5 separate regions of the Homo sapiens genome follow, and regions 1, 3, 4 and 5 are each linked to region 2. The links are chromatin contacts, found by Hi-C or POLR2A ChIA-PET in ENCODE. All regions are on one chromosome and are shown on one strand. The core of a region is the stretch at or near the end of the contact, and the rest is flanking DNA. Distances in the headings are between cores, read along the strand shown.

The links. A loop is a pair of places that touch in the nucleus more often than their neighbours do. ChIA-PET counts read pairs that join two places held with the same protein, here RNA polymerase II (POLR2A). Pooled maps may share reads with other maps.
Region 1: a map of naive thymus-derived CD4-positive, alpha-beta T cell shows a loop between it and region 2 (7-fold over the local background). The contact joins the promoter of USP30 here to the promoter of TMEM263-DT in region 2. A Hi-C loop is called at or near these places in 1 of 168 maps with a recorded cell type or tissue (naive thymus-derived CD4-positive, alpha-beta T cell) and 7 of 50 pooled maps. POLR2A ChIA-PET finds 5 or more read pairs at or near these places in 1 of 52 experiments (HEK293).
Region 3: a loop to region 2 is called in a pooled map, with 7 times the contacts of the local background. The contact joins the promoter of HCFC2 here to the promoter of TMEM263-DT in region 2. A Hi-C loop is called at or near these places in 7 of 50 pooled maps.
Region 4: a loop to region 2 is called in a map with no recorded cell type, with 10 times the contacts of the local background. The contact joins the promoter of MMAB here to the promoter of TMEM263-DT in region 2. A Hi-C loop is called at or near these places in 1 of 37 single-sample maps with no recorded cell type and 6 of 50 pooled maps. POLR2A ChIA-PET finds 5 or more read pairs at or near these places in 1 of 52 experiments (GM12878).
Region 5: a loop to region 2 is called in a map of CD8-positive, alpha-beta T cell, with 8 times the contacts of the local background. The contact joins the promoter of TXNRD1-AS1 here to the promoter of TMEM263-DT in region 2. A Hi-C loop is called at or near these places in 2 of 168 maps with a recorded cell type or tissue (CD8-positive, alpha-beta T cell and naive thymus-derived CD4-positive, alpha-beta T cell) and 8 of 50 pooled maps.

Annotation. Positions count from the first base shown.
Region 1 is chr12:109,049,500-109,054,155 of GRCh38, reverse strand. It overlaps USP30 (ubiquitin specific peptidase 30), which reads right to left and starts at 1,580. Exons shown (of 13, transcript NM_032663.5): 1 at 1,395-1,580. The coding sequence starts at 1,477. It overlaps USP30-AS1 (USP30 antisense RNA 1), which reads left to right and starts at 191. Exons shown (of 2, transcript NR_038996.1): 1 at 191-470; 2 at 1,418-2,115. RefSeq lists enhancers at 184-553, 887-1,386.
Region 2 is chr12:106,952,813-106,957,885 of GRCh38, reverse strand. TMEM263-DT (TMEM263 divergent transcript) reads left to right here and starts at 2,391. Exons shown (of 1, transcript NR_185933.1): 1 at 2,391-4,373. TMEM263 (transmembrane protein 263) reads right to left here and starts at 1,979. Exons shown (of 4, transcript NM_152261.4): 1 at 1,821-1,979; 2 at 737-804. RefSeq lists enhancers at 1,032-1,091, 2,021-2,315 and a silencer at 1,592-2,351.
Region 3 is chr12:104,062,126-104,066,881 of GRCh38, reverse strand. HCFC2 (host cell factor C2) reads right to left here and starts at 2,351. Exons shown (of 15, transcript NM_013320.3): 1 at 2,159-2,351; 2 at 567-715. The coding sequence starts at 2,321. It also overlaps a transcript of GLT8D2 not described here. RefSeq lists silencers at 1,975-2,114, 2,335-2,504, 2,486-2,655, 2,665-2,824, a cis regulatory region at 4,232 and an enhancer at 4,148-4,317.
Region 4 is chr12:109,572,254-109,574,753 of GRCh38, reverse strand. It overlaps MMAB (metabolism of cobalamin associated B), which reads left to right and starts at 1,250. Exons shown (of 9, transcript NM_052845.4): 1 at 1,250-1,407. The coding sequence starts at 1,274. It overlaps MVK (mevalonate kinase), which reads right to left and starts at 960. Exons shown (of 11, transcript NM_000431.4): 1 at 881-960. RefSeq lists silencers at 720-949, 970-1,099 and enhancers at 859-1,358, 1,359-1,860.
Region 5 is chr12:104,277,818-104,283,067 of GRCh38, reverse strand. TXNRD1-AS1 (TXNRD1 antisense RNA 1) reads left to right here and starts at 2,225. Exons shown (of 2, transcript XR_007063431.1): 1 at 2,225-2,784. The region is part of intron 3 of TXNRD1 (thioredoxin reductase 1); the gene reads right to left. RefSeq lists a silencer at 703-997.

The DNA of each region.
Region 1 (4,656 bases), core at 331-2,830, 2.1 Mb before region 2:
ATAAAGGACTGTCATGGAAGTGCTAAGGTGCTTTACCAGTGCTTTAAAATCCCCTAATCAAACACTAATATTTAAGGGTACATACTCTCTGCCAGGCCCTGTGACAATCTTACCTCATTTTTAAAACAACCCCACAGATGCAGGTTCTACTATCACTTTCATTTTTATAGCAGAAGAAACTAAGAGCCCAACTTGGTCACAGTGAGTGAAGGAACATGGCTCTGAATCATGCCTGTCTGTCTCCCCAGGTCTGTGCTTAAAACCACGAAGTTCAAGATGGAAACTGAAGGGAAGAGTGTCAAGGGGATGGGAGAGAGGACTTGTCCATGACTTTGGCAGCATAAGGAAAAAATACCCAGGGACAAGTGGCGACTTTGGAAACTCCATTCCTCTGCAAAATGACATCACGAGGAGAGTGGTGGGGCCTGCGGATGAAAAGATCTGGCTTCTCCTCCCAACTCTGCTATGAGGTCAGCTATGGGGCCACACTTCCTATCTACGGAATGGGGGCACTGGACAGGATAAGTATCGAGGACTTTCAGCCCTGGGATAATAAGCTCTTTAAACCTGCTCCAGTTCCAGAGGAAGCCGACCTGAGCAACAGGTCTCAGTCATTTGGGGTCAGCAGTGGGGGAGGGGGTACTCAGTTCTGAAGCCTGGAGCCCTTGGGAGGGTGAATAAGAGGGAAATGGGGGCCCTGACAGGATTGGGGACCCAGGCAATCGAGGAGTCCTAACAAGAACGGAGGGCTTTAACAGGACCAAGCAACCTTAACAGGTTAAAGGGGCCCTGACCAATTTAGAGACCCTTGCAAAACAAGGGCCTTTACTCACACTAACAACATCAGGGACCCAGACAGAAGTGGCGATCCATATTAGACTAGAGGGCGGGCTAACAGGAATAGGGGGCGGTACTAACAAAACGCGGGGCTCGCAGGCCCGGGGCACTTATAGGACTAGAAGAACCGTGCCAAGGTTGGGGAACCCTGGCAGTCCAGAAACTGATATGATTGGGGGACCCAGAAGGACTGGGGGTATACTAGAAGGATTGAGGGGTCTTGGCAGGCCTAGGAGGCACTGAAAGGACTGAGGGCACTGACAGAATTAGGGGCCTTGACAAGACTGGAGTGCCCCGGGTGTCCTGGGAACAATGACAGGAGGGGGAGGGACTGACAGACCTGGGGAGTGCAGACAGAATTGGTGTTGCCGAAGGACTGGAGCCCGTCAGTCCTCCCACCTACGGGCCCAGGCCTCCAACCCTAAAGGACGCAGAACCTTCCAGAATGCCCGCGCGGGCCCTGGAGACCCCAACTAGGGCATGAAAAAGCCGTCACGGGCCCAAGCTGGGGACCCTGGTCCCGGCCTCTTCGGCAGCCCCGCCCCCCAAAATCTCACCTGACGGCCGCCCCGGTCCGCAGGAAGCGCTGGATGGCCCTGTCGGCCGCGGTCATCGCCGCCTCGGCCCGGGAGCTCAGCATTGCAGCCGCACCGGAGGCCTGAAACCGTCTCCTCCGCTACCGCCGCCGCCGCCGCCGGACCGAGGGATACGACGGTTCCCGAGACAGCGGAACCTGCGGCCGCAGTCCCAGCACCTCGGGGGAACGTAGACCGCAGGACAGCTCCCAGGGGGACCGGAAGTAGCTGCCCCCGGAGAGCAATAGCTGACGGACCACGTCCTTTCTTTCTTTTCCCTTAGCAACAGGCCCCGGCGTCGGTTGCTACGCTGGGCTCAGTTGCCTGGGGCTGCTTGGTTTTCAGATTTGCTTAGGCTCCATTCATAAATACAGATGGCACACTTCTAGGATGGACCCTGGGTCATGATTTGAATTTTTCGATGTGGGGAAGGGAGGCCAACAGCCGAAAGTCGGGTCAGGCCTCTGCTATAATTAGTTATTATTGTGGCCAGAGTGGAAATAGGTCGCAGAGGAAGGAACTTTAATGAGCATGAGGCCCATCTCTGACGATATCAGTAGAGAAATCAACGTCTTTAATAGCCAACAAACTTATTGTTTACTTGGGTGCCAGGTATAGAGCTAAGTATGTTACATTCATTATTTACATTTAATATTCACACCAACTCTAACATTACCCACATTTTACATCCCAGGGAACCCAGGAAATTTGAAGAAATAGTAAGTTTTTTGACGCAGCTTGTAAGTGGTGAAACAGAGATTGGCAGTTCGGTCTGTCTGTCTCCAGAATGGCACTCTCCAACAGAAATATACAGGAGCCACATAGGTAATTTTACATTTTCCAGTAGCCACATTAAAGTGAAAAGCAGGAGGTAGGCCAGACGCCGTGGCTCACGCCTGTAATCCCAGCACTTTGGGAGAACGAGGCTGGTGGATCACCTGAGGTCAAGAGTTCGAGACCAGCTTGGCCAACATGGTGAAACCCCATCTCTACTAAAAATACAAAAATTAGCCGGGCGTGGTGGCAGGCTCCTGTAATTCCAGCTACTCAGGAGGCTGAGGCAGGAGAATTGCTTGAACCGTGGTGGTGGAGGTTGCACTGAGCCAAGATCATGCCACTGCATTCCAGCCTGGGTGACAGAACCAGACTCCATCTCAAAAAAAAAAAAAAAGAGGTCAGGTGCGATGGCTCATACTTGTAATCCCAGCACTTTGGGAGGCCGGGGGGTGGGGGTGGGGGGCACGGATTGCTTGAGGTCAGGAGTTCGAGACCAGCATGGCCAATATGGTGAAACCCCGTCTCTACTAAAAAATACAAAAATCAGCCAGGTGTGGTGGCGCGTGCCTGTAATCCCAGCTACTCGGGAGGCTGAGGCGGGAGAATCGCTAGAACCTGGGAGGCGGAGGCTGCAGTGAGCTGAGATCACACCACTGCACTCCAGCCTGGGCAACAGAGAGAGATTCAGCATCAAAAAAAAAAAAAAAAAAAAAAAAAGCAAGAGGTAAAATTAATTTTAACCATATTTTTTCCTTGACCCAATATGTTCAAAATATTGGGGCAGGTGCAGTGGCTTATGCCTATAATCCCAGCACTTTGGGAGGCCAGGTGAGAGGATGGCTTCAGGCCCAGAGTCCAAGGCCACCTGGGCAACATAGCAAGAACCCATGGCTACCGAAAAACAAAGAAAAGAAAAACAAAATATGTCATTTCTATGTGAAAATTATTGATGAGATAATTTACATTCTTTTTTTTTTGAGATGGAGTCTTGCTCTGCCGCCCAGGCTGCAGTGCAATGGCACGATCTCGCCTCTCAGGTTCAAGCGATTATCCTGCCTCAGCCTCCTGAGTAGCTGGGATTACAGGTGCACACCACCACGCCCGGCTAATTTTTTTGTATTTTTAGTAGAGACGGGGTTTCACCATGTTGGTCAGGCTGCTTGAACTCCTGACCTCGTGATCCATCCGCCTCGGGCTCCCAAAGTGTTGGGATTACAGGTGTGAGCCACCGCGCCCGGCCCATTATTTTTTTGTTTTTTGGTACTAAGTACCTCTCAGTTTGGAGTACCCACTTTTCATGTGCTCAATAGCCCCAAGTGGCCAGCAGCTACCGTATTGGACAGCACAGTTTATAAAGCATTAGAGCCAGCAAGATTTTTCCCTCCCTTTCAATCGCTTTCTCCGACTCCAGACTGAGTAATTGCATTCATGCTGGGGGTGGTGTCGCATACCTGTAGCCCCAACTACAGAAACAAAACAAAAGAAATCAATGCATTAGATCAGTAGTTCTCAAAGTTTTTGTTCTCCGGATCTCTTTGTACGCTTAAAAAGGATTGAGGGATTTTGTTTATATCTAACTGTACTCTGTTAGAAATTAAAATTGAGAATTTTTGTTTCCTTAAAATTGAGGTATATAGGTATATCTTGTTTTTTTGTTGTTGTTGTTTGTTTTTGAGATGGAGGCTCGCTCTGTGGCCCAGGCTGGAGTGCAGTGGCGTGATCTCAGCTCACTGCAAGCTCCGCCTCCCGGGTTCAAGTGATTCTCCTGTCTCAGCCTCCCGAGTAGCTGGGACTACAGGCTCCCGCCACCACGCCCAGTTAATTTTTGTATTTTTAGTAGAGACAGGGTTTCACCATATTGGCCAGGCTGCTCTTGAACTCCTGACCTTGTGATCCACCCACCTTGGCCTCCCAAAGTTCTGGGATTACAGGTGTGAGCCACCGTGCCCCGCCCGGCATATCTTGTTTTATTGCACTTCACTTTATTGTGCTTCGAAGATACTGCATTTTTACAAGTTCAAGGTTTGTGGCTACCTGACTACAGCAAGTCTATTGGCACCATTTTCAACAGCATGTGCTCACTTCGTGTCTCTGTACCACATCCTGGTAATTCTTGTAATATTTCAAACTTTTTTTTTTCTTTTCTTTTTTGCAATAATGCCTCACTCTGTCATGCAGGCTGGAGTGCAGTGGCGCAATCTTGGCTCACTGCAACCTCCACCTCCTGGGGTTCAAGCGATTTTCGTGCCTCAGCCACCCAAATAGCTGGAATTACAGGCACGCGCCACCATGCCTGGCTAATTTTAGCGTTTTTAGTAGAGATGGGGTTCCACTGTGTTGGCCAGGCTGGTTTCGAACTCCTGACCTCAGGAGATATGCTTGCCCTGGCCTCCCAAAGTGCTGGGATTACAGGCGTGAGCCACCGTGCCTGGTCCCAAAGTTTTTCATTATTATTACACCTATTAAG
Region 2 (5,073 bases), core at 1,142-3,641:
AAAGATGGCCCCTGCCCATTAAATCAACAGCAAATAGGCTACAAGAAATGCTCTCAATCTAGCAAGGAAGAAAAGGTCATCTGCCAGTAAAACTTGTAAGTGCCCACTTAGACGAGTAATAACTGACAGTGTCAAAATGGCAATTTTTAAGGGTTATCCTTAAATGAAACATTAAGCAGAATTACAATACTCTATTAAACCAGAGAACCAGTAAACCATCTTCACATTATTTCAACAGATATTTGCATTCCTACTATGTGTCAAACATTCTATTAGGCACTGAGGCATCCTTGTGAACAAGCATACAAAGGTCTTATTCTCAAGATGTTTATATATAATCCAGTGAGATATCTTCCGGAAATAGAAAAAGAGCAAATACCGAATAACTGAAACAAAGGTAAAGATTTTCCTGTAGTTAAAAAAAAAAAAATCAAACCCATGCACACACAAAGAAATCTGTATATTTGTCCAATGTAGCAACCGTTATAATTTCTAACGATGCTTTCTATAAATGGACAAATTTTTACTGAACTTGGTTTCTGGTACATCTGTTCTAACAAAGACTAAAGAAATGAAAGTGGAAAAAGCAAAACAGGATGCATATGGGTTTATCAAAGGCTACTTCTCCCTTTCTTTTTAAAAAGTTAAGCATGGGCGCGAGCGCGCACACACATACACACACACACACACACACACACACACACACACACACACACACACGGGCGCGCGCGTTTACCTGTTGGTGTTGTATCGATATTCCTGGGGAACCCCTGAGGGCACTCACACCAGCAGAAGTTTCAAAGGCTAAACAATAGCATACAGCAAATAATCACATATAGCAAATATTTTCATTTGGAATTAGCACAGTGTTCACAAGGACGCAAAAATCAAATTAAGAACCCTTCCCTTTTCTCTAGGTGTTTCTAAACCCTTCCGGGTGGCCCCTTCTCTCCCTACTGATCCCTTTAGGCACTAGCAAATCTTTTTTTTTTCTTTAGCAGTGAGTGACGTGGCAGGAGGCAGAAAATGACCCTGGAGGCGCCGTGGCTAGCACTGAGCTTGGCACCTCCTCCCTCCGCTCCACGTTGTACACCCAGCACTCCCCCCACTCCCGAAGGGCTCCAGAATTTCTATGTAAGAAGGGTTTAGGACAGGCGATCTGATTGGAAGTGGGAGCTGGGGGGTCGGTCTTGAAGCTGCGTGTGCAGAGCAGGCAGTTTTTATTTAGACTGGGAGGCAGTGACGGCACGGATGGGTGCTCCAGCCCTCCCTGTCACCCCTGGGCGCGGCCAGCACCCTCTCCATTCCCACTTTTACTTTAGGTTAGGCGTGGAGATACAGCCTTCCTACCCAGGAAGAGCTATGGGGGTGTCCACTGGGAAAAAGTCTTGTGTGCCTGAACCCAAAAGGGAGGTTTAGCAACAGGTCAGGAGTTGGCAGGGCGAGGAAGCCCGGTACCCAAGCCCCTCCGCTGCATCCCTCTCCCAGGCTGCTGATGCCCCTCACCTTCCTCCTCCGCCCCCAACCCCGAACCCCCAGATGCTAAGAAGTCAGGCGGAGGCTTTCCAGGGGTGCGCAAGCTCCAATCGCGGCGGGGCAGTCAGCGACGTATAAGGAGGAGTAGCCCCAGAAGCGAACCTCCATCCGCCCCCAACTTCGTCCCGCCCCTCCCCCTTTCCCGCTGGGGCCTCGCCAAGGCCCCGCTGGGCAGCCAGGCCGGGCACTGGGAGGTGAGGGGCAGGGGCGCCGACGGCAGAGGGCGACGGAGGAGGGCAGGAAGCCGGGACTGCGCCCCTGCCCTCGCATCCCGACTCACTCACCGCCGGGGTCGCGGCCAGCGCTAGGGCTGGGGCCGGGCGGAGTGAGCGGGCCGGCGCAGAGGAGAGCTGAGGCGGCCTGGGCGGCAGCGGCGGCCGGCACAACCCCGGGCAGTCGCGGCTCCAGAGGCGTCCTCTCAGGATGTGGAGCTGGAAGACTGTGGCGGCGGTGGTGGAGGCGGAGGCCTCTGGCTGCGGACGTGGCGCCCGACGCGACCCGCCCCCTCCGCCGCCTCCTCAGCTCCCGCCTCCTCCCGCGGCTCCAGTTCCGACGCGCACGCGCGCTCGTGCAGCCCGGGCCCCTCCCGCGCCCACCGGGCACACGCCCACCCGTTCTCGCAGGGTCCGGCCCTCCCAGCAGTCCCCAGCCGGCTGTGTCCCAATTGCGCACGCGCGACGCTCCGAGGCCCGCTCCCGCCCCTTCGCCCCCTGGACGCCTCCGTGGGAACCCCCGGCCGGCCTGCGCGCCCCTCCTCCGGGGGTCTCCCCGCCTTCTTCCCGCCACCATCCAATCAAATCGGGCGAGGGGCGCGAAGCCCGGGAGACGCGTAGGCCGCGGCCCCCAGGCCCGGTGTTTTGACGTCGGCGGTGCCCGCGTTCCGCGCCGAGTAACGGTCTTCGGAATTCAGAGCCTTCGCCTTAGGGAAGGTGGGACGGTCGCCAGTTTCTCCAGCACTTTCTTCGTCCAGGGACGTCAACCTCCCTTGCATGCTGTCCTCAGGGACTGACAGCGGGGCCTGCTCAGAAGTTCTCGTCGGGACTCTCTACAGGCCTTTGTGATTAAGTGCTAGGGGTGAGGAGAGACGTGGCTTATTTATGTGTTTTTCAGTTTGTTATGATTTTTTTTTTTTTAATTTTACTTCTCCCTGCCCTAGAATTGAGCTCCTTGAGAGTAAAAACCCGCCTGGGTCGCCATCACCCTAGGCTTGGTGCAGGGCCTGCCAGGCGCTCGAATTTGTTGAAGAGGTGGGTGTTCAGTATCGAAAGAGCCGCGGATTGTACATTAGAAAGCCTGGCTTTGCGCCGCGTCCTTGCCACTTGCTGACCAGGCCCCTCCACGTGGTCCCCGCCGGGGCAGCAGCTCTCCTCACCCGTCCAAAGGCACGGGGAGGCGCGTGGCGGCCCCGCCAGAGCTGAGCCCCCTGGGATGTGAGGCCGTCTCGCTCTGAGCTTCAGAGCAGGGTTGCAGGAGACACCTCAGAAGGTCGTTTTGAGGACGGGAGGAGATGAACTGCTCAAAGCCTGCTTAACTAGATAAATGGTATCGATTAACTTTTCTTTGACTCCCTTTCCACACCTATAAAATGAAGATGACGGGAAACTTGTCATACTTTTTTTGTGGTGGGTGGGAAAGGTCTTTATGAACTGTGAAGTCCTATGCAAACGTGAGATGTTTCCTTTCGCAATCTGATTAGCGAAGCAAAAACACGCGAGTCAAAAACATACACAGAAAGCAAAAAAAAAAAATTCACAAAATGGTTTATCAACTGCAGAATATTCAGGATGGTGGAACTGAATGGTAACTACTGACAACATAGCTCAGAAAGGACGTGCTAAAACATGCTGGATGAAGCTAACTTTGATCCAGGTCTTAAATGGAATGGACTATAGTTTATAGCTTCAACCTAATCATTAACTTATGAAATCAGAGAATTAAGGCCACTTAAGCCACTGTGCTCAGACTGTCAAGATATTTAGTTTCTCAAAGCAGAAAGAGGAAATTAAATACTCTTGTCAATTCAACATATGGGTTGGATGATTAGCAGGATCCGTGGATTGTTGTTTATCCAGTATGTGAAGAAACGGATATCCTCTGTTTTCTCGTTATTACACAAACTTCTATCCTTAATATGTGACCTTTCAAGGTTGAACTCTAGGTAAAATTATGAAGTGCACAATTACGTCTTGTTTCTTCTTCCCTTTGCACGTCGTTTTACAAGAGAATCTAATTATTATTAAAGTACAAATGACTGACAAGATTGTAGCCACTCCTGGGAGATTTTGCATTTTTACGGTTATTAAAAGCCATAACTCAAAGCAGCAGTTGAATCTGTTTCATAAACTAACTAAGATTTAAAAGAGCTCCTTTGGGAGGTCATGAGTTCATCAGAAACTTCTGGTGTAGGAGTTCAGCCTATAAAACAAACAAATACATGACTTGTAGTATTTCTTCGTTTTATAGTCTGAACTCCTCTAAGTTCTTGATTCCCATTCTGTGACCTCCCTTTCTTAGATTGTTAAAATAAAATACAGATGACTCACGCCTTTAATCCCAGCACCTCGGGAGGCTGAGTCGGGAAGATCACTTGAGCCTAGGAGTTTAAGACCAGCAAGGGCAACATGGGGAGATCCCATCTCTTAAAAAAATAATAATAATAATTGAGCATGGTGGCACCCTCCTGTAGTCCCAGCTATTTGGGATACTGAAGCAGGAGGATTGCTAGAGCCTGGGAGGTCAAAGCTGCACTGAGCCGTGGTCACACCACTGCATTCCAGCCTGGACAACAGAGTGAGACCCTGTTTCAAGAAAAATAAAATGAAACATTTATTTCTGGATGTTATTTTGAAAGATTTTGTCATGTCTTAATGAGCCCTGGCCACGTAATCACAGCATTTTGGGAGGCCAAGGTGGGAGGATTGCTTAAAGCCAGGAGTTTGAGACTAGCCGGGTCAATATAGTGAGACCCTGTTTCTACAAAAAATAAATAAATAAATAGCCAGGTGTGGTGGCACGCACCTGTAGTCCTAGCTACTTGGGAAGTTGAGGCAGGAAGGTCACTTGAGCCAGGATTTCAAGGCTGCAGTGAGCTATGATTGTGCCTCTGCTCTCCAGCCTGGGTGACAAAGTGAGACCCTCTCTCTTAAAATAACAATAATGATGAATTCTTAGTGCCTTCAGGCAATAAAATTCTTTTAACAAAATTCTTAATACACATATCAATTACCCAGCCTCTTAAGTGACTGAGTTTTCTTCTAGTTGGGTACACACACAGTCTTTTTGCCTTATTGAAAAACTTAGAAATTAGATGTGGCATTGCTTAACATGGTGGGGTGGTTCAAAGAGGACCAGAAAGAAGGCAGAAACCAGTAATGTTAAAGCAAGAAATTATTTCTAGGCTGATAGTACGCTGAAGTTTAAAAAGCTCCAGCCCAACCTTCTACCCAACATGTGAGTCTGTCTCCTGTTATGTGCACAATCATAGTTTTCATCATTATCAAACACTCTTCCCAGGGTTTCAGTATGGACTCATTTAAG
Region 3 (4,756 bases), core at 1,102-3,601, 2.9 Mb after region 2:
CAGGAGACGGAGGTTGCAGTGAGCCGAGATTGCGCGGCTGCAGTCCAGCCTGGGTGACAGAGCAAGACTCTGTCTCTAAACAAACAAACCAGGAGCATCAGCAGCTGGGAACCTGGTAGAAATGCAAATGCTCATGGCCTTCCTCTGACTCAGAAACTCTCTGGGTAGGACCCAGCAATCTGTGTTTTCACAGGTTCTCCAGGCGCTCCTGTTGCAGGCTAAAGTTTCTACTGCATTAAGATACAAAAACCTAAATATATAACATGTACAACTGATGCTACGTAACAGATATCTTGATGTTATAAATGTTGCACTGGGTATGGGAAAAAGACTTGCCAGGAAACTTTGGGTTTTAAGTGAAGTGGAAACATTTTCTATAAAGCTATAAAATGTGAAGTTTACATTACTTGAATAATATTACTTGAATAATAGTTTACTTGAATAATACATTACTTGAATAATATTAAAATGTGTTAAACAATGTTAGTAATGTTGCAATCTTTTGAAAAATTATGAACAATATCATTATTAAAGCCTCAGAATGAAACAATATTAAATACACTTACTTGTAACTCATATAACTCATTGCTGTATCTTCCATATTCAACCATTCCCCCAAATACTAATATTCTGGTACCATCACAGACAAATCCATGGGCAGCACAGCCTGGAGGGATATCTCCTCTAACAGCTGGCAGAAACCACTGATTCGTAGCTAGTTGCCAAAATAAAATGAAAACCGATTATAACAAACAACGGTTATCATATACTATCAGCAAATATATATCATCAATATCAGTGGGTCTCAACTGGGGATGATTCTGCCCCCCAGAAGACATTTGGTAATGTCTGGTGACATTTTTAGTTGTCACAACTGGAGGGGGCTGTTACTGGCATCTAGTAGGTAGAGGCAGGGATGCTGCCAAACATCTTACAATGTACAGGGCAATACAGGGCAGCTTCCCCCAACCTCAACAAAGAATTACCTGGCCCAAAAGGTCGAGAGTGCTGCTGTTGAAAAACCCTGATCTGTATCATTTAATTCTTACAAAACGCCCTGCTGGGTGAGTATAAAAATCTCTATTTTACAACTGAAAATTGTGAGGCTTAAAAAGGTTTGGTAACTTTAGCGCTGATCCTGGGCAACCGGCAGAGCAAGATTCAAATCAGGTCTAATTTGTTCCAAAGCCAGGGATTTTACACTAAGACCAAAGTGTCAGTAACTTTTTACCTTCATATGCTGGGGCGCTGGGAGGAGGAGAGGGTGAAAAAAATAAAACTTCTCAGACTCCACTATTTTGTTAACCTTCAAATTATTCCTGTGATTAAGTTGTTTGATCAAAGAAAAGTTATCGGTCATGAAGTAGACCCAAAATTCCATCACTGTCTTTACACCAAACAGATTTCTTGTGACAGCCTGAGCATTTACAAGGGGAAAAAAAAATTAAATCCAGTTTCCTTTCTATTCCACAGAGGTCCTCAAAGATAGGGGCTCCCTGCCCAGGGGCACTTGTGATCTGCAGTGGTGCTCAAGTTATGACAGTCCTCTTTCCGAGGGCCAGTCCAGAAGGGCGTCCACACCGAGTATGCAGACACAAGGCCGCCTCACCACGTCCCCGCCGCTTTAGAGCGCGGCTCACGGAGGGGCTCTTGACCGTTACCTGCCAAACACCGGGTTGTATTTGAGGCGAGAGTGCCAGAAGGCCTCTCGTTTTCCCTCCTCACCCCCTAGATGGTCTTCCTCCTAAGGAAGGAAGGCAGGCAAAGACGGGAAAGGCCCTAAGGAACTTTGGTTTGGAGTGGGTTTTGTTTTTTGACAGAGGCGAGATTTCGGGGAGTGGCCCAGGCGGTTGGACATGGTCTTCTGTCGCCTGCGTCCGCCTGTCGGGCTGGGGTGGGGGCGTCCGGGATCCCCCGCCTGAAGGCCGGTGCGCCCCGCTCGGGGTCCGTTGCGCCCCAAGGGCCCCGGAGATCCTGAGCTGCGGTCCGGGACAGAGCTGCCGGACCCGGGCTGCCCGGCTGAGCCGCGCTCCCCGCCGCCCGCCCAAGGAAGCAGTGACCGGGCGGTGACAGCTGTCAGGGCCGCGGCCGCCGCCTCGCCTCCCCTCCCCCTCCGCAGCTCCAGCAGGCGGGGCCGACGAGCCGCCGCCGCGCCTACCCGTGTTGTAGACGTGCAGCTCATCCGCGATGCCCTCATTTCCCCCTCCAAAGATGATCATCAGCTCCCGGATGGCCACCGCTCGGTGTCCGTGCCGGGCGCGGGGGACCGGCCCCGTGAAGGAAGAAACTCGCCTCCAGTTGAGGAGGCTGGGAGCCGCCATCTTCCCAACCCCCGCCCCTCTGCCCACAATGCACCGCTCCCGCCTCAACCGGCTGCTCCCTGGGGAGGGCGGGGACCCGCCTCCAGCTGTGCTGGGGTCACGTGGCCGCGGGCGCCGGCGGCCAGGCTGGAGGCCCGCGGGCAGTGGAGAGACGCTGGGGAAGGGGGGTCCTGACAGGGGAGCCCCGCCCCCACCCCAGGCGACTTGGCCAGCGGCCACCCGGAGCAACGCACCTTAGGGTGGAAGGACGCTTCCCACTGACCACGTCTCCCATCCCCACCCAGAGCCTCCCGTTCGGTATTTTGGGAAGAAGCCACAGCATCTTCCTTTACGTCCACTTTAATTGAGCATCTAGGATGTGTGGGCGAGGCAGTCTCACAAGCAACGTGAGAGAAGCTCGGGTAGAGGTTCGAAGAGCTGGGAGCGCAGGGCGGGGACCTCGCACGGGAGGGTGCGGGCGGGAGCCTGCCTCGCGAGCCCGGGCCACGGCGGCTGCTCCCGACCGTGACTGGGACCCGGGCAGGGAAGGTCGCTACAAAGCCTGCCGGGCGAACCGAAGGCAGCTTTGTGCGGAGCCATGCCAGGAAGCTTGGGAACCGTGAGCCACAAGAGGTATTTTTGGTTTGTTTGGCTTAAGCAGAGGAGAGATGGTTTTCTAGGTTTCTGTTTCATTGCTAGCTAACAAGTGAGGGCTGTCCACAGCCTGGCATGCCCTAAGTGCCTCATGTGTATTAACTCATGTAATCCATCCAGCAATCCAGTGTGGTGGCTCCTGTTATCTCCCTTTCATGGACGGGGAAATGAGGCACAGTGCAGTAAGGTAATTTTCTGATGGACACAAAGGAGAGGTGTTGAAAAAAAAGACTGGGGCCAGGATTCCAACACAGGGCTTCTGATTCCAGAACCCCCAAGCCCTTATATCATATACCATACTGCCTCTGATAGCAGTCATATCCAACCATTATACCATACTGCCTCTGGTAGCAGTCATACGCAACTCTTTATTTTTATTTATTTATTTTAGATAGGGTCTGGCTCTGTTGCCGGAATGCAGTGGCGCGATCAGAGCTCACTGCAAGCTCGAGCTCCTGGGCTCCAGTGATCCTCCTGCCTTGGCCTCCCAAAGTGCTGGAACTACAGGCATGAGCCACCGCACCCAGCCAATGCAACACTTAATAAGGCCTAGCTGCCCTGTGATTTGGTCCTACACATAATCACACAAGTCCATTAGGAATAAAACTGCACTGCATATGGGATTCATGCCAAATGAGTAGATTTTAGCCACTCTTGCCACAGAGACACAAAAAGGGTTGGTGGTAACTATATGAGATGATGGATATGTTAATATGCTTCACTATAGTAACCTTGTGACTGCCTGTTTCAGCTGTCCCCAACCTTTTTGGCACTAGGGACCGGTTTCATGGAAGACAATTTTTCCACGGACTTGGCAGGGGAGTGGGTGGTATGGACTTGGCAAGGGGATGGGGGCTATGGTTTTGGCATGAAACTGTTCCACCTCAGATCATCAGGCATAAGATTCTCATAGGGAGTACACAATTTAGATCCCTCCTATGGGCAGTTCACAGTAGGGTTCGAGCTCCTATGAGAATCTAATGCGCGGTTGATCTGACAGGAGGCAGAGCTCAGGAAGGTCATGGGGGTTCCGAACAGGCCGAGGACTGGTTGCTGGGGACTGGGGACCCCTGGTCTATATGATATCAACTTCATATTGTATATCTTAAATATCCACAATACAAGTTATTTTTTAAAATTTTAATTGAAAAAGGACTGGGCATGGTGACTCACACCTGTAATCCCAGCACTTTTGGAGGCTGAGACAGAAGGATCCACTGATCCCAGGAGTTTGAGACCAGCTCGGTCAAGATGGTGAGATCCCATCTCTATTTTTATTAAAGAGAGATAAATAAGAGATACAAGTCCAGTGGAAGAAAAAATTGAAAGCAATTTAAATCCCTACCTCAGATTCTCAAGAGGTACTCAAAGGAGAACACAGACACTGTATAGTAAATTTCCTAAAACTCTTTTTTCCTCTTATTTTACCATTTTCAATTTCTCTTATATGCCTCATTCACCCAACTCCCTTAAACCTCAGCATGCTTCTCCACCTTCTCATCTATCTAAGCTTTTTTTGAGAGATAACTCTCTATGTTTTAAAAAGGAATTCTCAGGACGGGTGCGGTGGCTCACACCTGTAATCCCAGCACTTTGAGAGGCCGAGGAGGGCAGATTACCTGAGGTCAGGAGTTCGAGACCAGCCTGGCCAACATGGTGAAACCCATCTCTACCAAAAATACAAAAATTAGCCGGGCGTGGTGGTGCATGCCTGTAATCCCAGCTACTTGGGAGGCTGAGGTAGGAGAATCACTTGAACCTGGGAGGCAGAGGTTGCAGTGAGCCAAGATGGTGCCATTGCA
Region 4 (2,500 bases), core at 1-2,500, 2.6 Mb before region 2:
GAAGAGATCTTAGAACACCTAGTTCAAGCCCATCATAATAACAAAAAAGGTAGTTACCGTCCAGCACTTGCTACGTACCAGAAAGGCAATGCAGGAGTCAACTGGACACATCCAACAGATCTGGGTTCAAATGCCAGCTCTTCCACTCCCCAGTGATGTCATCTTAGTTAACTCACTTAAATGGCTAAGAACCTCGGTTTCCCCACACGTTATATGGAGAGAAAATAACCGTACCTACCTCGGTGGATGTTAGGAAGGTTAAATTAACGCAAGGGAAACACTTGGCGGTGTCTGGCACCTACTAATCATTCAATTACTGAGAGCTACTTATTACTGGCTCTGTTCTTCGTTTCAGCTTTTACAACTACTACTATTAAAGGTAGAAATTACATGAAATCATGGAGCAGAAAGAACTCTTTGCTGGACATTTAGGCTGTTTCCAATGTGTCACAATTATAAACAAGGCTGCAGAAAACACCCAGTACGCCTCGTTTTGCACACTTAAATGAGTATTTCTGCAGGACAGAGTCCTAGAAAGGAGCTTGCAGGGTCTATAGGTGTGTGCAATTTACACTTTTATACATAACGCAAAATTATCCTCCGCTTAAGGCTTTACGTAGATTACCTTACGCTAAGATTCAGGTGTACTATGAGCTAAGTACTATCGTGATCCCCATTTCTTAGAAAAACTGAGGCTCAGAGCGGGGAATCCCCTTGCTTGTCAAGCTCAAAATCACGACTGTCAGATTGAGGTCGCCGATCCCTCGGGGCAAGACTCTCAGAGCTGGGTAAACTGAGCCACAGAAGCTGGACGCCTGGCTCAGCGTCGTCCTGGGTCTAGGACCTCGCGCCGCCCGGCCGCCCGACCCCGGCCTCTCACCTGCCGCCGCCGCCGCCTCCCCGGCCGCCGCCCCTCCGCGCCGAAGCCGGAGCAGCTCCCCAACTCCCACAACCCAGAGCGCCCGTGCCTCAAGGGGAGGAGGCGTTGTACTTCAGGCCAGCCAATCAGAGCGCGCGAGCCCGGAGTACCTTTACCAATAGGCTTGAACATTGGTCAATAGGTGTTGCAGCCAAGCCGACACGGGTTTTCCCGCCCCGCTCCTTCCGTTAAACCAATGGGAAACAAGTCCCTGGGAGTGTCCCGCCCTGGGGTGAGAACTGCGAACCAATAAAAATTGAAACCTGAGCGGTGGCGCGGCCAGCTGTGGGTGGAGTCACCCCGCGGACTGGACGGGAACCTGGCGGGGTCAGGTCCCGTCAAGCAGCCTGGCTCATGGCTGTGTGCGGCCTGGGGAGCCGTCTTGGCCTGGGGAGCCGTCTTGGCCTGCGCGGGTGCTTCGGCGCCGCCAGGCTCCTGTATCCCCGTTTCCAGAGCCGCGGCCCTCAGGGCGTGGAAGACGGGGACAGGTGAGTGGCTGGCGGGAAGGGCAACTCGAACACCTGCCGTGAATCGTGGTGTCGTCGCCATGGGTACGTCACACCGCCGTGAGGTCACCGCGGCAACCGTCAGGTGACGTCTCCACGCTGTTCTGACGTCACCATGGCAACGTGGGCCACGTGGGCGCCAGAGACCAGGTAGTCTTTGCCTAAGTCCCAATGAAGTCCCGCTATCATCGGGCAGGGCAGGGCATATCCCATGTGGGCCAGGAGGGCTCTCGACTCAGATTGTGACCAATCTCCAAAGCAGTTTATTCCCCAGGTCCCAGATACACCAGCACCTTCTAAAGATGGCTTTCCTCATATTCCTTGAAACTTGCACCTCAACCCAGACCTCAGAACCTCTAGAGTACCGTGGATTAATAATGGATTAATTTAGTTCACAGATCCAGGAAATTAACCTTCGAATGGGCTTGTAATGTCACATTTTAATTTTGAGCTATGTCCTTGAGTTGTTTACATTGTTTTTTGAAAATGCCACTTTTTGAGCTGTATTTTGGCAATTCTTCATCTCTGAGTACACTCGAAGCCTCATACTATGGAAGTGGCTCAGGTTTCTTTTCCTGCAAGAGGCCCTGAGTTGGTGGAGTATAAGATAAAAATTTGGGTAGGATAGAGTTAAGAGTCCTAGCTACTTGGGAGGCTGAGGCAGAGGATCACTTGAGCTCAGGAGTTCAAGGCTGCAGTGAGCTATGATCATGCCACTGCACTGCATTCCAGCTTAGGCAACAGAGCAAGACCCTGTCTGTGAACAAAATAATCATAGGCCAGATACGGTGGCTCACGCCTGTAATCACAACACTTTGGGAGTTTGAGGCAGGAGTATTGCTTGAGCTCAGGAGTTCAAAACCAGCCTGAGCAACATGGTGAAACCCGTCTCTACCAAAAAAAAAAAAAAAAAAAAATTAGCTGGGTGTGGTGGTATACACCCGTGCTCCCAGCTGCTCGGGAGGCTGAGGTGGGAGGATTGTTTGAGCCTGGGAGGCAGAGGTTGCAGTGAGCCTAGATCGTGCAACTGCATTTCAGCCTGGGTGACAGAGTGAGACCCCATCTCAAAATAATA
Region 5 (5,250 bases), core at 976-3,475, 2.7 Mb after region 2:
TTGTTCTCTACCTGATCATTTACATCATCATACAAATGCATTGTTGTTTTACCATTTTAAAAAAGCCTCCCGACCTGGTGCAGTAACTTACACTTGTAATCCCAGCATGTTGGGAGGCTGAGGCAGGAGGATTGCTTCAGGCCAGCAGTTCAAGACTAGTGTGTACAACATAGCAAGACCTTGTCTCTACAAAAAAAATTATAAAAGTCAGCCAGGTGTGGTGGTACCTGCCTGTAGTCCTAGCTACTTGGAAAGCTGAGGTGGGAGGATCACTTGAGCCCAGGAGTTTGAGGCTGCAGTAAGCCATGATCATGCCACTGCTCTTCAGCCTGGATGACAGAGCAAAACTGTTCCCAAAAAGAAAGAAAAGGCTCTCATGATCCCATGTGCCCCAACCCTTGCAGTTACCACCACCCCATTTCATTGCTCTCCTTCACACACACACACAAAGCTTTTCTGAAAGAGTTCTTTGTACCTTGAAGAAGAATAAAGTAGGGTAGGGAAGTCAGGAAAGATCTCAGAATGTGATGCTTGAGCAGAGCCCACAGTGCTATGAGGGAACAGGCCATGAGAGTACCTAGGGAAGAAATCTTTCTAAGCAGAGGAAAGAGGAGGTACTTGTGAAAGCTGATCATAAAATTGGGTCATTCTTGTCATTCCCAATTAAATCAGAGCCAAGGGGCTAGGGGGAAAAGCACTCAGGGTACAAAACATTGCTCCAAGAATGTAATTCTCTGCAAGCCTGACTGCTGAAACTGCCTGTTGTAACCTGAGACCAGCTTTATCTATAAATGCTAAGAGAACTTGCTGAAACTCTAGGACTAATTTTGCCCACTGCCATCACTCACCAGAGCTTGCTAGCTCCCCAAACCCTAACTAGTCCCAAAGAACTTTCTTGAAGAGCAATATGTAACAGCTCTCCTGTTTCTAAAACCTCTAACCTTCTCTTTGTTCTTCAGACATACTGAAGACCACCCTGTCTGCATATATGCCCCAAATTGCTATTCTTTCTTTCCAAATAAAAAATTTTAATTTAGAGACTTGTCTCACATTTTTATTCTGGCTTCAACATACTAAAGCCCTAAGCTAGGAGTCTGCTTGACTTATCCAAGAATCCACAAAGTAACCAGTATGTCTAAAGCCTAATGAGTGAGAAAAAAAGTGGTAGGAAGTGAGGTCAGAGGAATAGCCAGGGGTCACATCCATCATCAGGCCATAGTCAGGATTTTGGATTTCATTTTAAATGTGGTAAGATGCCAGAGTGTGAAGAGAAGAGAAGGAAATGATTGTTGTATGATAAAATAATTGCTCAGTTGTGTGGAAAATAGGCTAAGGAGGGCAGGGACTTAAAAGTGGAGATATGGCCGGGCTCGGTGGCTCATGTCTGTAATCCCAGCACTTCAGGAGGCTGAGGCGGGCGGATCACGAGGTCAGGAGATTGAGATGAGCCTGGCTAACACAGTGAAACCCCATCTCTACTAAAAATACAAAAAATTAACCGGGCGTGGTAGCAGGCGCCTGTAGTCCCAGCTACTGGGGAGGCTGAGGCAGGAGAATGGCGTGAACCCGGGAGGCGGAGTTTGCAGTGAGCCGAGATCCCACCACTGCACTCCAGCCCGGGCGACACAGTGAGACTCCATCTCAAAAAGAAAAAAAAAAAAAAAAAAAGTGGAGATATGGAGATATACAGACCTGCTAGGAAGTTACTGTCCTGGTCCAAGCTAGAGATGATAAAGGCTGATTAGTGAGGTTAAAAAATACATTTGAAGGTAAAGCTAATTGCACAGATATATGTTGTACAGTTGTACAGATGGATGGAATAAGAGATGTAAGAGAAAGAGAATCAATGATAACGCTAGATTTCTGGCTTTAGCAATGGGGTAAATAATAGCACTCTTCAATGAAAAGCAGGAACACCCAGAGAGGAGGAAGAAAGATGGGAGGTGGGGGAAAACAATAGTTTGGGACAAATCCATAGTATGGGTTAACAGATCTATTATTATCCAAATGGAGAGGTTGACTAAGCAGTTGGATATGTAAGTATGGAGTTCAAGGGAGAAGTCAAGGCTAGAAATAAACATTTGGTGTCAAACATAAAAGATATTTAATACCATGTGTATTAGTCACAGCTCTTCAGAGAAACAGAACCAATAGGATACATGTATATATAGAGAGATTTTTTTCTTTTCTTTTTTTTAAAGAATTGACTCACACAGTTGTGAGGGCTGATAAGTCTGAAAACTCCAAGGCTGGCTGATAGGCTGGAAATTCAAGCAGGCATTGATGTGGCAATCTTGAGACTAACGGTGGTCTGGGTGCAGAATTGCTTCCTCTTTGGGAAACCTCCATCTTTTCTCTAAGGTCTTCAACTAATTGGATGAAGCCCATCCACATTATGGAGGGTCACTAGCTTTACTCAAAGCCTACTGATTTCATTGTAAGTCACATCTAAAAAATACCTTCACAGCAACATCTATGCTTTTATCTGCCAAACAACTGGGCACCGTATGCTAGCCAAGTTGACACATAAAATTAACTGTCACTCCATGGGACTAGATGAAATTACCCAGGAGTTAATGTATTTAGAGAAATAAAGATGGCCCAGGACAGAGCCCTGGCACGCTCAAACTGCAAAAGGGGAAAAGAACCCAGCAATGGAGCCTAAGAAGGAGCTGGCAGGAGGTAGGAGGAAAACCAAGACTGTGTGGTGTCTCAGAAGCCAATGAAGAAGTGCTCCAAAAAGGAAGATCAACTATTTCAAGCACTGCCAAGAAATCCTATAAGGTAAGGGCTGAGTCATGGAGGTCACTTATGAAAATGGTGGTAGGTAAGAAATCCTAATTAGAAGAAGTTCAGCAAGAAACAGAAAATAAGGAAATGGAGGGAGTAAGTATAGGCAACTCTTAAAGGGGTTTTGCTATAAAAACAAAACAAAACAAAACAACAATAGGAAAGGAGCTAAAGAGGGATGTAGGATAGAGGAATTTTTTTTTTTTTTTTTTTTTGAGACAGAGTCTCACTCTGTCACCCAGGCTGGAGTGCAGAGGCACGATCTCAGCTCATTGCAACCTCTGCCTCCTGGGTTCAAGCAATTCTCCTGCCTCAGCCTCTCGAGTAGCTGGGACTACAGGTGCATGCCACCACACCCAGCTAATTTTTGTATTTTCAGTAGAGAGAGGGTTTCACCATGTTGGCCAGGCTGGTCTTCAACTCCTGACTTCGTGATCCACCCTCCTCGGCCTCCCAAAGTGCTGGGATTACAGGGGTGAGCCACCGTGCCTGGCCAGACTTTTTGGTTTTTTTGGTTTGTCTAAGAAGGAAATTATTACAGCATGTTTTTATGCTAAAGGAATAATCCAGTAGAGGGAACTTTGGCAATTTCCAAAGAAGGAGCAAAAAGAGATAATTGCAGAACCAAAGTCTGTTGAATATACCCTTATTATGCAGTGTAGACTTTGAAGTCAAATCCAGGTTCTATTACTAACTGCAAAGCCAAGTTACTAAGCCTCTCTGCTTCTTCATCTTCTTTCTACAAGGCCCTTTGTGGTCCTTCCACCCCTTCATCTCACCCAAACTTCTCCTCAATCCCCATGATTCAGTCATTAGCTTGCTTTCAGTCCCTGTAATTACTGTCCTCCCTCCCACCACAGGGCTTTGCTAACTTCCAAGCATTGAGCAAATCTAGTTTGAACAGGTTTTCCTTGGGAAAACCAACAGAGAAGTCAAATCCCCCTATGAAATGTTCTCATGTTACCATCTATTCTTTCTGCCTAGTACTTACTACAATTGCAATCATACTTTTATGAGTATTTGATCAATGTCCACCTCCCTCACTCTAGAATAGCACAGTCCAAGAGGACTTTCTGTGGTGATGAAAATATTCTAAATCTACACTGTCCAACCCAATAGCCACTCACCACATGTGACTATTAAGTACATAAAAGATGGCTAGTACAGGTGTGGATGTGAAGTTCTAATGTTATTTAAGTTTAATTAATATAGATGTACATAGCCACATGTGAGCAGGGACCAGGATTAGTTATGCTCACCATCATGTTCCCAGCACTTAATATAGTATGCACACATAGTAATTGATCAATAAATAATTGTTGAGAGATTAAATCTGTAAAAATGCAGATATTACTTAGTTAATTTGTATATTCCATCTTTTTCACAGAGAAAAGGAGAAAAAAAAGCTTTTACAAGGTAAATGTTAGGGGGTCCTCAGTTTTATAAAGGTAATTTGGCCTTTAAGAATTTGATCAGAGGCTGGGTGCGGTGGCTCACGCCTGTAATCCCAACACTTTGGGAGGCCGAGGCGGGCGGATCACGAGGTCAGGAGATCAAGACCAGCCTGGCCAACGTGGTGAAACCCTGTCTCTACTAAAAATACAAAAAAGTAGCCAGGTGTGGTGGCGTGCACCTATAGTCCCAGCTACTCAGGAGGCTGAGGCAGGAGAACTGCTTGAACCCGGGAGGTGGAGGTTGCAGTGAGCCAAGACGGCACCACTGCACTCCAGCCTGGGTGACAGAGTGAGACTCCATCTCAAAAAAAAAAAAAAAAAATTAGGCTGGGCGCAATGGCTCAAGCCTGTAATCCCAGCACTTTGGGAGGCCAAGGCGGGCGGATCACGAGGTCAGGAGATCGAGACCGTCCTGGCTAAAATGGTGAAACCCGTCTCTACTAAAAACGCAAAAAATTAGCCAGGCTTGGGGGTGGGCGCCTGTAGTCCCAGCTACTCGGGAGGCTGAGGCAGGAAAAAGGCGTGGACCGGGGAGGTGGAGCTTGCAGTGAGCCGAGATCACGCCACTGCACTCCAGCCTGGGCGACAGAGCAAGACTCCGTCTCAAAAAAAAAAAAAAAAAAAAAAAAAAAAAGAATTTGATCAGAGGCCAGGCATGGTGGCTCACACCTGTAATCCCAGCACTTTGGGAGGCTGAGGCGGGTGGATCAGAAGGTCAGGAGATCAAGACCATCCCAGCTAACACGATGAAACCCCCTCTCTACTAAAAATACAAAAAAATTAGCCGGGCGTGGTTGTAGGCGCCTGTAGTCTCAGCTACTCGGGAGGGTGAGGCAGGAGAATGGAGTGAACCCGGGAGGCGGAGGTTGCAGTGAACCAAGATCACGCCACTGCACTCCAGCCTGGGTGACAGAGTGAGACTTCGTCTCAAAAAAAAAAAAAAAGAATCTTGCCAAAGGTCACAAACCAGGTAAGTGTTGGAGCTGGTATATAAATCCAACTGTGC